Regions from separate parts of the Homo sapiens genome. Here all the other regions are linked to region 1. A link is a contact called in ENCODE Hi-C or POLR2A ChIA-PET data. All regions are on one chromosome and are shown on one strand. The core of a region is the stretch at or near the end of the contact, and the rest is flanking DNA. Distances in the headings are between cores, read along the strand shown. Region 1 holds the start of HSPA1B (heat shock protein family A (Hsp70) member 1B). Region 2 holds the start of PRR3 (proline rich 3). Region 3 holds the start of CUTA (cutA divalent cation tolerance homolog).

Evidence for each region. Hi-C counts contacts between places; a loop is a spot of excess contacts on that map. ChIA-PET counts read pairs that join two places held with the same protein, here RNA polymerase II (POLR2A). Pooled maps may share reads with other maps.
Region 2: a pooled map shows a loop between it and region 1 (4-fold over the local background). The contact joins the promoter of PRR3 here to the promoter of HSPA1B in region 1. A Hi-C loop is called at or near these places in 2 of 50 pooled maps. POLR2A ChIA-PET finds 5 or more read pairs at or near these places in 2 of 52 experiments (B cell and T-cell).
Region 3: a loop to region 1 is called in a pooled map, with 6 times the contacts of the local background. The contact joins the promoter of CUTA here to the promoter of HSPA1B in region 1. A Hi-C loop is called at or near these places in 13 of 50 pooled maps. POLR2A ChIA-PET finds 5 or more read pairs at or near these places in 2 of 52 experiments (CD8-positive, alpha-beta memory T cell and HEK293).

What each region holds. Positions count from the first base shown.
Region 1 is chr6:31,825,719-31,829,093 of GRCh38, reverse strand. It overlaps HSPA1B (heat shock protein family A (Hsp70) member 1B), which reads right to left and starts at 1,356. Exons shown (of 1, transcript NM_005346.6): 1 at 1-1,356. The coding sequence starts at 1,143. RefSeq lists enhancers at 335-963, 964-1,593, 1,617-2,428.
Region 2 is chr6:30,555,316-30,558,729 of GRCh38, reverse strand. PRR3 (proline rich 3) reads right to left here and starts at 1,435. Exons shown (of 4, transcript NM_025263.4): 1 at 1,280-1,435; 2 at 518-580. The coding sequence starts at 1,385. It overlaps GNL1 (G protein nucleolar 1 (putative)), which reads left to right and starts at 2,241. Exons shown (of 12, transcript NM_005275.5): 1 at 2,241-2,599; 2 at 3,010-3,175. The coding sequence starts at 2,527. RefSeq lists enhancers at 1,268-1,832, 1,833-2,397, 2,398-2,963.
Region 3 is chr6:33,416,800-33,420,469 of GRCh38, reverse strand. It overlaps CUTA (cutA divalent cation tolerance homolog), which reads left to right and starts at 2,363. Exons shown (of 6, transcript NM_001014840.2): 1 at 2,363-2,511; 2 at 2,775-2,989; 3 at 3,160-3,219; 4 at 3,328-3,373; 5 at 3,501-3,550. The coding sequence starts at 2,470. It overlaps SYNGAP1 (synaptic Ras GTPase activating protein 1), which reads right to left and starts at 405. Exons shown (of 19, transcript NM_006772.3): 1 at 139-405. The coding sequence starts at 205.

The DNA.
Region 1 (3,375 bases), core at 107-2,606:
CATCAGGATGGCCGCCTGCACCGCCGCCCCGTAGGCCACAGCCTCGTCGGGGTTGATGCTCTTGTTCAGGTCGCGCCCGTTGAAGAAGTCCTGCAGCAGCTTCTGCACCTTGGGGATGCGGGTGGAGCCCCCGACCAGGACCAGGTCGTGAATCTGGGCCTTGTCCAGCTTGGCGTCGCGCAGAGCCTTCTCCACGGGCTCCAGGGTGCTTCGGAACAGGTCGGAGCACAGCTCCTCGAACCTCGCCCTGGTGATGGACGTGTAGAAGTCGATGCCCTCAAACAGGGAGTCGATCTCCAGGCTGGCCTGGGTGCTGGACGACAGGGTCCTCTTGGCCCTCTCGCAGGCGGTGCGCAGCCGCCTCACGGCTCGCTTGTTCTGGCTGATGTCCTTCTTGTGTTTTCTCTTGAACTCCTCCACGAAGTGGTTCACCAGCCTGTTGTCAAAGTCCTCCCCACCCAGGTGGGTGTCCCCGGCCGTGGCCTTCACCTCGAAGATGCCGTCGTCGATCGTCAGGATGGACACGTCGAAGGTGCCCCCGCCCAGGTCAAAGATGAGCACGTTGCGCTCCCCCTTGCCCGTTCTGTCCAGGCCGTAGGCGATGGCGGCGGCCGTGGGCTCGTTGATGATCCGCAGCACGTTGAGCCCCGCGATCACACCCGCATCCTTGGTGGCCTGGCGCTGCGAGTCGTTGAAGTAGGCCGGCACGGTGATCACCGCGTTGGTCACCGGGTAGCCCAGGTACGCCTCGGCGATCTCCTTCATCTTGGTCAGCACCATGGACGAGATCTCCTCGGGGTAGAATGCCTTGGTCTCCCCCTTGTAGCTCACCTGCACCTTGGGCTTGTCTCCGTCGTTGATCACCTGGAAAGGCCAGTGCTTCATGTCCGACTGCACCACCGGGTCGCCGAACTTGCGGCCAATCAGCCGCTTCGCGTCAAACACGGTGTTCTGCGGGTTCAGCGCCACCTGGTTCTTGGCCGCATCCCCGATGAGCCGCTCGGTGTCCGTGAAGGCCACGTAGCTGGGGGTGGTGCGGTTGCCCTGGTCGTTGGCGATGATCTCCACCTTGCCGTGTTGGAACACCCCCACGCAGGAGTAGGTGGTGCCCAGGTCGATGCCGATCGCCGCGGCTTTGGCCATGCCGGTGCCCTGCTCTGTGGGCTCCGCTCTGAGACTGGGGGCTGGAAACGGCGGACGGGATCCGCGACAAGAGCTCAGTCCTTCGGAACGCCGGAAACTCAACACGCCGGTGCCTGCAGCCGCACAGGTTCGCTCTGGAAAGCCTTGGGACCGCGGGAGTCACTCTCGAAAGACGAAGCGGACCCTCGCAGCAGCTCCTCAGGCTGGCCGTTTTCCGGACCGCGCGCCCCTCGGCTTTTATAAGTCGTCGTGGAGACCCGCCTTTCCCCTTCTGAGCCAATCACCAAGCTCGATGAGGCTGCCAGGTCGGGAATATTCCAGGGGTTTCGCCTCCCGTCCTGCCCCCCAGCCTTCCTTGGACCAATCAGAGGGCAGGGTGCCGCCCTCTGCTCAGAACTCTCCAGAGTCTTCTGGGATTCACTGGAGGGGACAGGGGCCCTGAGAGAAAGGGGGAGTGGTGGTGGGAAGGGTGTTGGTCTCCATGGCGATGCTGGCCGCCTGCCCTTCAGTAGGTAATTGACAGGAAGGGCCCGCTCTGGGCGGTGCGAGATTGGTCGGATGACTTTGGAGACAACCAGAACCCGAAAGTTACCTTGTTTCTCGAAGGAGGCGGTGCATCGATGTGCCTGGGAAACTCTGATTGGACTGTGTCTGTGAAGGACGGAGCAGCCTTGGGTCCTTTCTCCGAGGCACCTAATGGCCTAGTCTGCCTGAGAAACGGACCGGCTCTCCCGGATGTTTTTTCCGTCTTAATGGGAAGGAGAAGGAAAGAGATAATGCAATATAGTTTTTGACATAATCTTTAACCTACAAGGATAGAACAACTGGGAATAGGAGCCTTTAAATTTTCACAAGGAAAGCAGTTGTGTAAACAGGCAGTTCTTAGCAAGACAGGGGCACCCATCCAAGGAGGAAGGGAGGCGCTGGTCGGGTAATGGGAGCAGTGGGTCCGCCGCACCCCTGTCCCCGCCCTCAGCCGCTCCCCTCAGCTGCAACCAGGAGTTAGAAAAAAATTTTCCTTAGTATGTAGGCCGTCCTTAAGGCATTTGGGATTCCTCCATTTCCCTCCCCATTCCTAGCTTGGGGTCTGGGACACCTCCTTCCTACTTTCTCAATTCCTGGTTCACTCCTGGACGGTGTGTAGAAGTAGGACCTCACAGTCCCGAGTAAGATTTTCTGTCTGTCCCTGAAACCCCTAGGCTGTTACCGTTTTTAGGTCAAATTTAACAAGATGGTGACCCTGGGAGGGAGGTGCGGGGGGTGTTTAGCTCTCTTTAACATCACATACTACAGCTGTTTGGCAGGTGGCCCTCTTTAAGCAAACTGTGTGGAGTGATGCTGGAAAGCAGGAGGGGTTGGGACCCAGGTTCTAGTTACTAGCTCCTCTTAACACCTCAGGTTATGTGTCTTAAGTTTGTTGTTTTCGTTTTGAGACAGTCTCGCTCTGTCGCCCAAGCTGGAGTGCAGTGGCGTGATCTCGGCTCACTGCAACCTCCGCCTCCCGGGTTTAAGCAATTCTCCTACCTCAGCCTCCTGAGTAGCTAGGATTACAGGCGTGCGCCACCACGCCTGGCTAATTTTTGTATTTTTAGTAGAGACAGGGTTTCCCCATGTTGGTCAGGCTGGTCTCGAACTCCTGACCTCGTGATCCGCCCATGTTGGTCAGGCTGGTCTCGAACTCCTGACCTCGTGATCCGCCCACCTCGGGCTCCCAAAGTGCTGGGATTACAGGCGTGAGCCACCATTCCCGGCCTGTTGTTTTTGTTTGTTTGTTTTGAGACTGAGTCTCACTCTGTCGCCCAGGCTGGAGTGCAGTGGTGAGATCTCTGCTCATTGCAACCTCTGCCCCTGGGGTTCAAACAATTCTGCTGCCTCAGCCTCCCCAATAGCTGGAATTACAGGATGTGCCACCACGCCGGGCTAATTTTTGTATTTTTAATAGAGACAGGGTTTCGCCATGTTGGCCAGGCTGAATGTGTCTAAGTTTTTATCCTAGATTCCAACTTCCTGCGGATTCTCCTTCCTCCTGTTTTAAATACGGTTGCATTTAGTAATTTACTTTCCCTTTGTTTTTTTCCTTCATTCTTAGTGTGAATGCAAGACCCTTTGTTAGGCGTCTGAAAGGAAAATGTGAGGGGGTTGAAGCAATAGTACTGTGTTTACAACCTACCACAAAAAAAAAAAAGAAAAGAAAAAAAAAATAGCCTCATTGCCATGGCGATATTCCTTGAG
Region 2 (3,414 bases), core at 186-2,685, 1.3 Mb after region 1:
ATTGTTTCCAAACTGCATCGTTGTAACTATTGTAGCTTTATAGTAAGTCTTTTTTTCTTCTTGTATTTAGAGACAGGATCTCACTATGTTGCCCAGAGTGGCCTCAAAAACTCCTGGGCTCAAAGGATCCTCGCACCTCAGCCTCCTGAGTAACTGGGACTACAGGCGTGTGCCACCATGCCCAGCTTACAAATCTTGATATTCATAGTAAGCCCTCCCACTTCAAGATTGTCTTGATAGTCGCCTTGATATTTTGCATTTCCCTATAATAATGTGTATTTCCACAAAAACATTATGGGTGTTCTGACTTGGAATGCATGAAATCTGTTTATCAATTTGGGAAGAAGTGACATTTTTACAACATTGAGTTTTTAAATCAGCAAATATACAACTTCTCTCCATTCATTTAGGGATGGAATCCCTGATCTTTTATTTTTAAGTCCTTCCTGGGTTTTATCCCCTCCCTTGCTGTCTTCTCTACGACCTAATACAAGGATCAGGGCCCCTTCCTCCTCACCTGACTTAGGGTCGCCAGGTTTTCCATTGGCCATGGGGGGAGGGCCCAGAAGGCTGGGTGGTCCTAAGAGCAGACATGAAAATATGGTCATCAGAATGGATTAAAGGACTGATGATTCTGTTCTTAGGTGTTTTTCTTGTATTACTTATTTCTTAATTCAACCAGTAAAGTCAGGTATATTTTCAGCAGTCTTGGGAGTTCTCACCCCATCTATCTGCCCTTTTTTCTGCAAAGCTGTTTCAGGGTTTGCAAAAAGTAGATATTCAATCAAAGGGGATAATGCAGGAAAAGATACTGACAACTTTTTTTCTTCACCGTACCGTCGCTATCCAAAACAACCTAAGTGTCTCCAGACATGAACCAATCCCTCACCTTAACTGCTGGCCAGAGGACTAGTTTAGAGAAAGCTGCACCTGTACCTTTTCAGTCAAAGTCTGGATACAAACTGTCATCCCAGTCATCGCAATCTGCAACATCTCTACTACCCCTTTCCCCTACTGTTCTGCGGCTGCGCAAAAGAGCTCTTTATTCTCTCCACCCCCGCCTTCTCCAGAAAGGTCTGGGGCCGTATTGAGGTTGATGGTTCCAGTAAGAGAACTCCTGGTTCAAGGCTCCATTTGGGAGAGCCCCACTTCCATCCCTCCCCAGCGCGTGCGCCCTTCCTCCTTCCGTTACAGCCCCCTCCTTCGCACCTTATTAGCCCCTAGCCCCTTGCCCGGACGGGCTTGACAGGCATGTGCACATCCCTCCCAGACCCCTCACCGATGGGACTCCCATCCTCCTCATCTCCAGTCTCTTCCCGCTCGGGCAGCGGGGGCTGCTGCTGTGTCGGTGGCTGGTGATGATTCTGCTTCTTTCGTTTCGGCATCGTGTCTGCGGCAATGGCTGCAGCGGGATTTGGAGGGTAGTGAGGAAGGGGCACGCGGGGATTCTGTTTCCGCTTCCGGGGGGTCGGTGGGCAGCAATGCTGAGGCTCCCGCCATTCCACTTCCGGAAGGTTGCGGAGAACATCTGCGGCGGCCGCATTCCGGAGCCAACTGCCTCCCTCCGTCTCTGCCAGGCATGGCGGCAACCTCACACCTTCCCTTTGCTGCGTTTCTATAAATGCTTTGAAAAAATTACTCTTTTCTTCCCTCGCTGGAAAACACCACAACCAGCTCCTCAGAGTGTGTCACAGAGTCAACAGGCTCTCGGGCCAGAGGGCCTGAGAAGAGGACTGTCGCACCGTAAGATCGCCACATCCGGTCCTCGGTTACTATGGTAACAGCTGCAGGCACAACTTCGTGCCCTTTGACCTCCCCCCAAAAGTCCTTGTCCCGCTTGGGTTTCCCTTCTCGCCCGCTTTTGCACTTATGATCTGTAAACCTGCTCCTTATCATCGTTCCCACAAGGAATTTGGGTCCCAACAGGTCGGCACCCAGGACTCTCAGACCGCCGCCCTCCCCTAAAGACCTCTGACCGTGCCCCCGGTGTAGTCCAGCAACCTGGACGCAGTCTCGGCTTTCCACTAAGGTCAAGCCCGGGGCTTTGTAGTATAGCCTCAGCGTGTCCACGCCCCCTCTCCCCTAGGTAGTAGGCCCCGCCCTCCGCTCCGCCGCCCCCTCCAGGTGAGTGGTAGGTTCTCCCGGGAGCGCAAGGTAGTGATGACACGCGCCCCCCCTCCTCCGAACGCGAGTTGGTAGCGTCCGTGACGGAGTTAGCCTGGTCCTCCCACGCGCGCCTCCTTCCTCGCCGCCGGGGCGCCCTCTCGGTGCCACTGGCTCTCACGTGCCAGTAGCCCACCCCGCATCATCCTCTCGCCTCGCTCCTGGAGGGAAGTGACTATATCTCCCCCGTCCGCCTTCCATCGCCGCCGCGGCGGTAATTCTGTCGGGCCCGCCCGCTGACGTCACCTGCTAGCCCCGCCTCCTCTAGGGTCCCGGGCCCCTGCGGCGGGGGCTGCCCCGGGGGGCAGTCAGTTGAGGCGGCGGGAGCTCGGCGGAGGGCGGGCCAGGTGACTGGTCCGGGCCATGCCGAGGAAGAAGCCATTCAGCGTGAAGCAGAAGAAGAAGCAGTTGCAGGACAAACGGGAGCGGAAGAGAGGTCAGTGCGGGAGCGGGAGGAGGGGGCGGGGCTCGGGCTTCCGCACATCTGGAAGGAGGGGTGTGCCCGCTGCACCTCTGGGGATCGTGGGAGGGGGTCGTGGGACCGCGTCAACCCTCGCGGCCTATCGCGGAGGGGATCCCCCACCCCCCCTACATCTGGAAGGGGTGGGGAAGGATGGAGAGTTGGGGGAGGGGAATCCCTCCAGCTAGCACGGGGCGCCGTCCCCACTGCTCCCTGAAGGAGTGACTCCCCCCACGCACATCCGGGAGGGTCCCAAATAGGGTGTCTGGGAGGACTGAACATCGGAAGAAGTTGAGTGGGATGAAAGGGAGTCAGGCCGATGGGGGAGAGGGTCTTATGGCCCCTGAGAGCTGGCCAGCACTGGCGTCACCGGCCCCTCCCCGCAGGGCTTCAAGATGGGCTGCGCTCCAGTTCCAACAGCCGCAGCGGGAGCCGGGAGCGGCGAGAGGAACAGACCGACACCTCGGACGGGGAGTCTGTGACCCATCATATCCGCAGGCTTAACCAGCAGCCTTCTCAGGGGCTGGGTCCACGAGGCTACGACCCAAATCGGTGAGGGTGGGAGGGGGCGCTGGTCCCGGCTTTCCCGCCTACCCGGAAGTCAGAGCTTTGGGGGAAAGCGGGCTGCTACTGGTGAAGACGGTGGGCCTGGGATGCCACAGTTCTCCGCTAGCCACTCGGCTCCCCACAGCGGGCCACAGTCTTCCTTTCCAGAGGGGCTGGAGAGAGTTGGGCTTTTAGAAGGAGAAGGCTGAGTATTGCCTGAAAGAAGGACTTGGGGGAAGTCTGAC
Region 3 (3,670 bases), core at 1,114-3,613, 1.6 Mb before region 1:
GCTCCCACCCCTGCCTTCCCGGTCCTCCCCTCTCCCTCCATTTCAGCCGCTCCCTTCCCTCGGCCCCGACTCTCCCCCGCCCCCTGCCCCTCCCCCTGTTGCCCCCCATATGGCCCTCCCCCTCCCCCCACCACGTACCTCTGAAGGGGGCATAGGACATCGCGGGGATGCTCCCCCGATGGATGGAGGCTCGAGACCTGCTCATCAGGCCTGGGGGGAGGGGGCGGGGGGACGGGGGAGAAAGAAGAGAGAAAGAGGGGGAGAAAGAGGGGGAGAAGGAGGAGGAGGTGGAGGAGGAGGAGGAGGAGAGAGGAGGAGAGAGGAGCAGAGAGAAGCAGAGAGGAGGAGAGAGGAGGAGGAGGAGGAGAATAAGAGCCAACGGCAGCAGCGGCAGCCGAGAGAGAGGGGGGGCGGGGGAGCGAGCGAGAGCGAAGAGAGCAGGAGGAGGAGGAGGAGGGAGAGACTCTGCAGCCCCCACCCCTACTCCGGGAGGCCCAGATTGTGAGAGAGAGAGAGACCCCTGACTCAAAAACACACCAGAGAGAGACAGAGGTCCTAAAGATGCAGACCCCAGACCCTGAGACAGAGAGACCCTAGACCCACAGAGAAAGATACTTCACCACCCCCCACTGTGGGGTAATTTGAGACACAGGGCCAAAATCTAGAGGAAAAGAGACTCCTGATTTGAGGAAAAAACGACCCCAGATCCCCCAGAGAGAGAAGCTCAATATCAAAATCTGAAAATCCAGTCTAAAAAGGGTTCTCCATACCTACAGATATCTTAGACTCCAGACCCTGAGATGATGATTTCAGGGACCAGGACCTGAGACCTAGACTCAGAAAAAGATGAGGCCCAGATTCAGAAAGAGCCAGATGTAGAATTAGAGCTTAGAGAACTCAGACCTAGAAAGAGACCCCAGACTCAGATCTCAGAGACTGATAACTTAGAGACAGAGACACTCCTGACTTAAGGGGAGATAGAGACTTCAGCTGGTCCGGAGATGGACAACTCAGAGACCCAAAATTCATGAAGAAGACTTCGAAAGACCTCAGAGTGCGACCACAGACCCTGAAACATAGAAACCCCCCAAACCAGAAGCATAAAAGGAAACTCAATCCTAAGAAAGATCTCCACACAAATACTGAAAGACCCCTCCGAAATCTGTCTCAGAGACAAACTCCAAACTCAAAGACAGAGATCTCAGGGAACCTCCCCTCCCCACTTCCCTGCCCTAGAACCTCCGAGAGGTATAACCCTGACGTCAGCCTGGGAAACTCCGAGGCATCCCCACCACCAGACCAATGACCTCAGACCTTGAAGGGAGGGGAAATATTGGGTGGGGGCAGTGGCAAGAGCTTTTTTCTCTGCACCTCCTCCCACCTCTCTGCCTCTCATTGGCCCCTCTCTCCATTTTTGGGTCACAGGATGTGCTTGGGCCCCAGGGAAGTTATGTAGGGCAGGTCCTGGCTCCTTGGGGGATGGGTTAGGGAAAGGAGACCCGAGGCTGAGAGGTGGACCAATCCTGGGGAGTGGAATAGGCAGGGAAGAGGGGACAGAAGGACCATCACCACTGTCCCCATCCTGCAGCCCTCGTTCTCCTTCCCTCTGATTCAGTAGTCTGTCTCAAGCTTTGGGTTTTCAATTAAGATGGCTAGGCCCCATTTTCACCATCCTCTACCACAGGGTCTCGCTCTGTTTTAAAATGCTTCTTTCCTCAGCTAGCTATTGTCTTGCCATGCCCGTGCCTGCCTAATCACTCCCTGCTACCCAGGGACAGCGGGCTTCTAGATCACCGTTGTTCATTCCCAAACCCAGGCATATCTCTGCCCAACTAAAAGGGCAGGGGGCGCTCTCTTAACCCCTGAGTTTGGGGTGAAGGGTCCTTCTCAGACCCTCCCACTCCTTAAGACCTCGGAAACAGTGCAGGGGAGGTCACTAGGCACATTGTGGGGTTTAAGGATGATTCCCCACTCCACAGCCTGACGCATCGACTCTGCGGGGTCTCTGGCCCCCCTTTCCTGGAACCAGCTCTCGCCTCACGTGGCCTGCGAGGCTGGCCTGTGATTGGCCACTTGGCGTCACTCACTGAGTGCCGCCGCCGAAGAGGACCGGCCCCCTCACGTGACAGTGGAACGCCGCAGCGGCTCTCCTCAGCCAGCAAGTGGCAGTTTCGGGTTCACACGGAAACGGGCGTGCCATTTCCGCGCACGTCTGCAGATGCGGTAGTCGATTGGTCAAGTCTCCCATGGCTCCTCCTTCATCAGGAGGTGGGCAAACCGCGCCATGATAGGGTCGGGATTGGCTGGCTCTGGAGGCGCAGGTGGTCCTTCTTCTACTGTCACATGGTGCGCGCTGTTTTCTAATCACGTGGCTGCCACCCAGGTAAGAAGAGGCCGCTCTTCCTGGGGTTGTTTCTCCGTGTGACGTGTGGCCTTTGAGATCAACTCTCCTGTACCAGCGTAGGCCGCATGAGTGGGGGGCGGGCTCCCGCGGTCCTGCTCGGCGGAGTGGTGAGTGACCGGCCCCGCCCCGCCCCTTCCGGTCCTCGAAGCCTCGACCGCTACCCGCACCCTAAATCCCAGAGGTTGGCCCCCTGAGGTGTGAGTGAAATGAGCTTTTGCTTTATTTTCCAAGTTTCTCTCTCACCTTCAGGGGCATTCTTCGGGGGTGCATCAGAGGGAGGGCAGAGCCTGAGGATCTAAGCGAAGGCTTCCCCGGGTGTAATTTCCTGGGCTGTTTGTGAGGAGAGATCGAATTCGCCTCCTGCTCTCAGGCCTCTCTGCTCCTGTCTTTTGTTTGGATGCCGGCGCTGCTGCCTGTGGCCTCCCGCCTTTTGTTGCTACCCCGAGTCTTGCTGACCATGGCCTCTGGAAGCCCTCCGACCCAGCCCTCGCCGGCCTCGGATTCCGGCTCTGGCTACGTTCCGGGCTCGGTCTCTGCAGCCTTTGTTACTTGCCCCAACGAGAAGGTCGCCAAGGAGATCGCCAGGTAGGGACCTCGATGTGCAGCGAGAAAGGATGATCATGAAGGGACAGTTGGGGGTGGGGCAGAAGAGTGCTGCTTTCTCCTTTCTCCAGCTCTGGAAGCCTGTCTCTGGGCTGCCAGTACAAAAACTGGGGTTATGGGGTACTCTGAATGGGACTGTCTCTTCACTCCAGGGCCGTGGTGGAGAAGCGCCTAGCAGCCTGCGTCAACCTCATCCCTCAGATTACATCCATGTGAGTCATAGGAGTTGGGGGGTTAACCTAACTGTAGGAGCTGACTGGGAACCTCTTTCCTGGGGGAAATTCTTTGCTCCCCACAACTCTCCCCCTCTGACCTTTCAGCTATGAGTGGAAAGGGAAGATCGAGGAAGACAGTGAGGTGCTGATGGTGAGAAACATTTCCCCCACCCAACAAAATATCCCCAATCCCTGACCCCTTTAGCCCTTACCCCTCTTCTGAGAAACTGAACTCAATCCCACTCCTTGATTCAACCATGTTTATCTTTGTCCCTTAGATGATTAAAACCCAAAGTTCCTTGGTCCCAGCTTTGACAGATTTTGTTCGGTGAGAACTTTGAGATGGATGGGGTGAGGGTGTGTACTGTGTGGGTGTGACTTGCTGGGCAGTCTAGGGCTTGCGTGTAAGGGAGTGGGTTCTTTTGGGTAAATCTTTGAGTGATCCCCT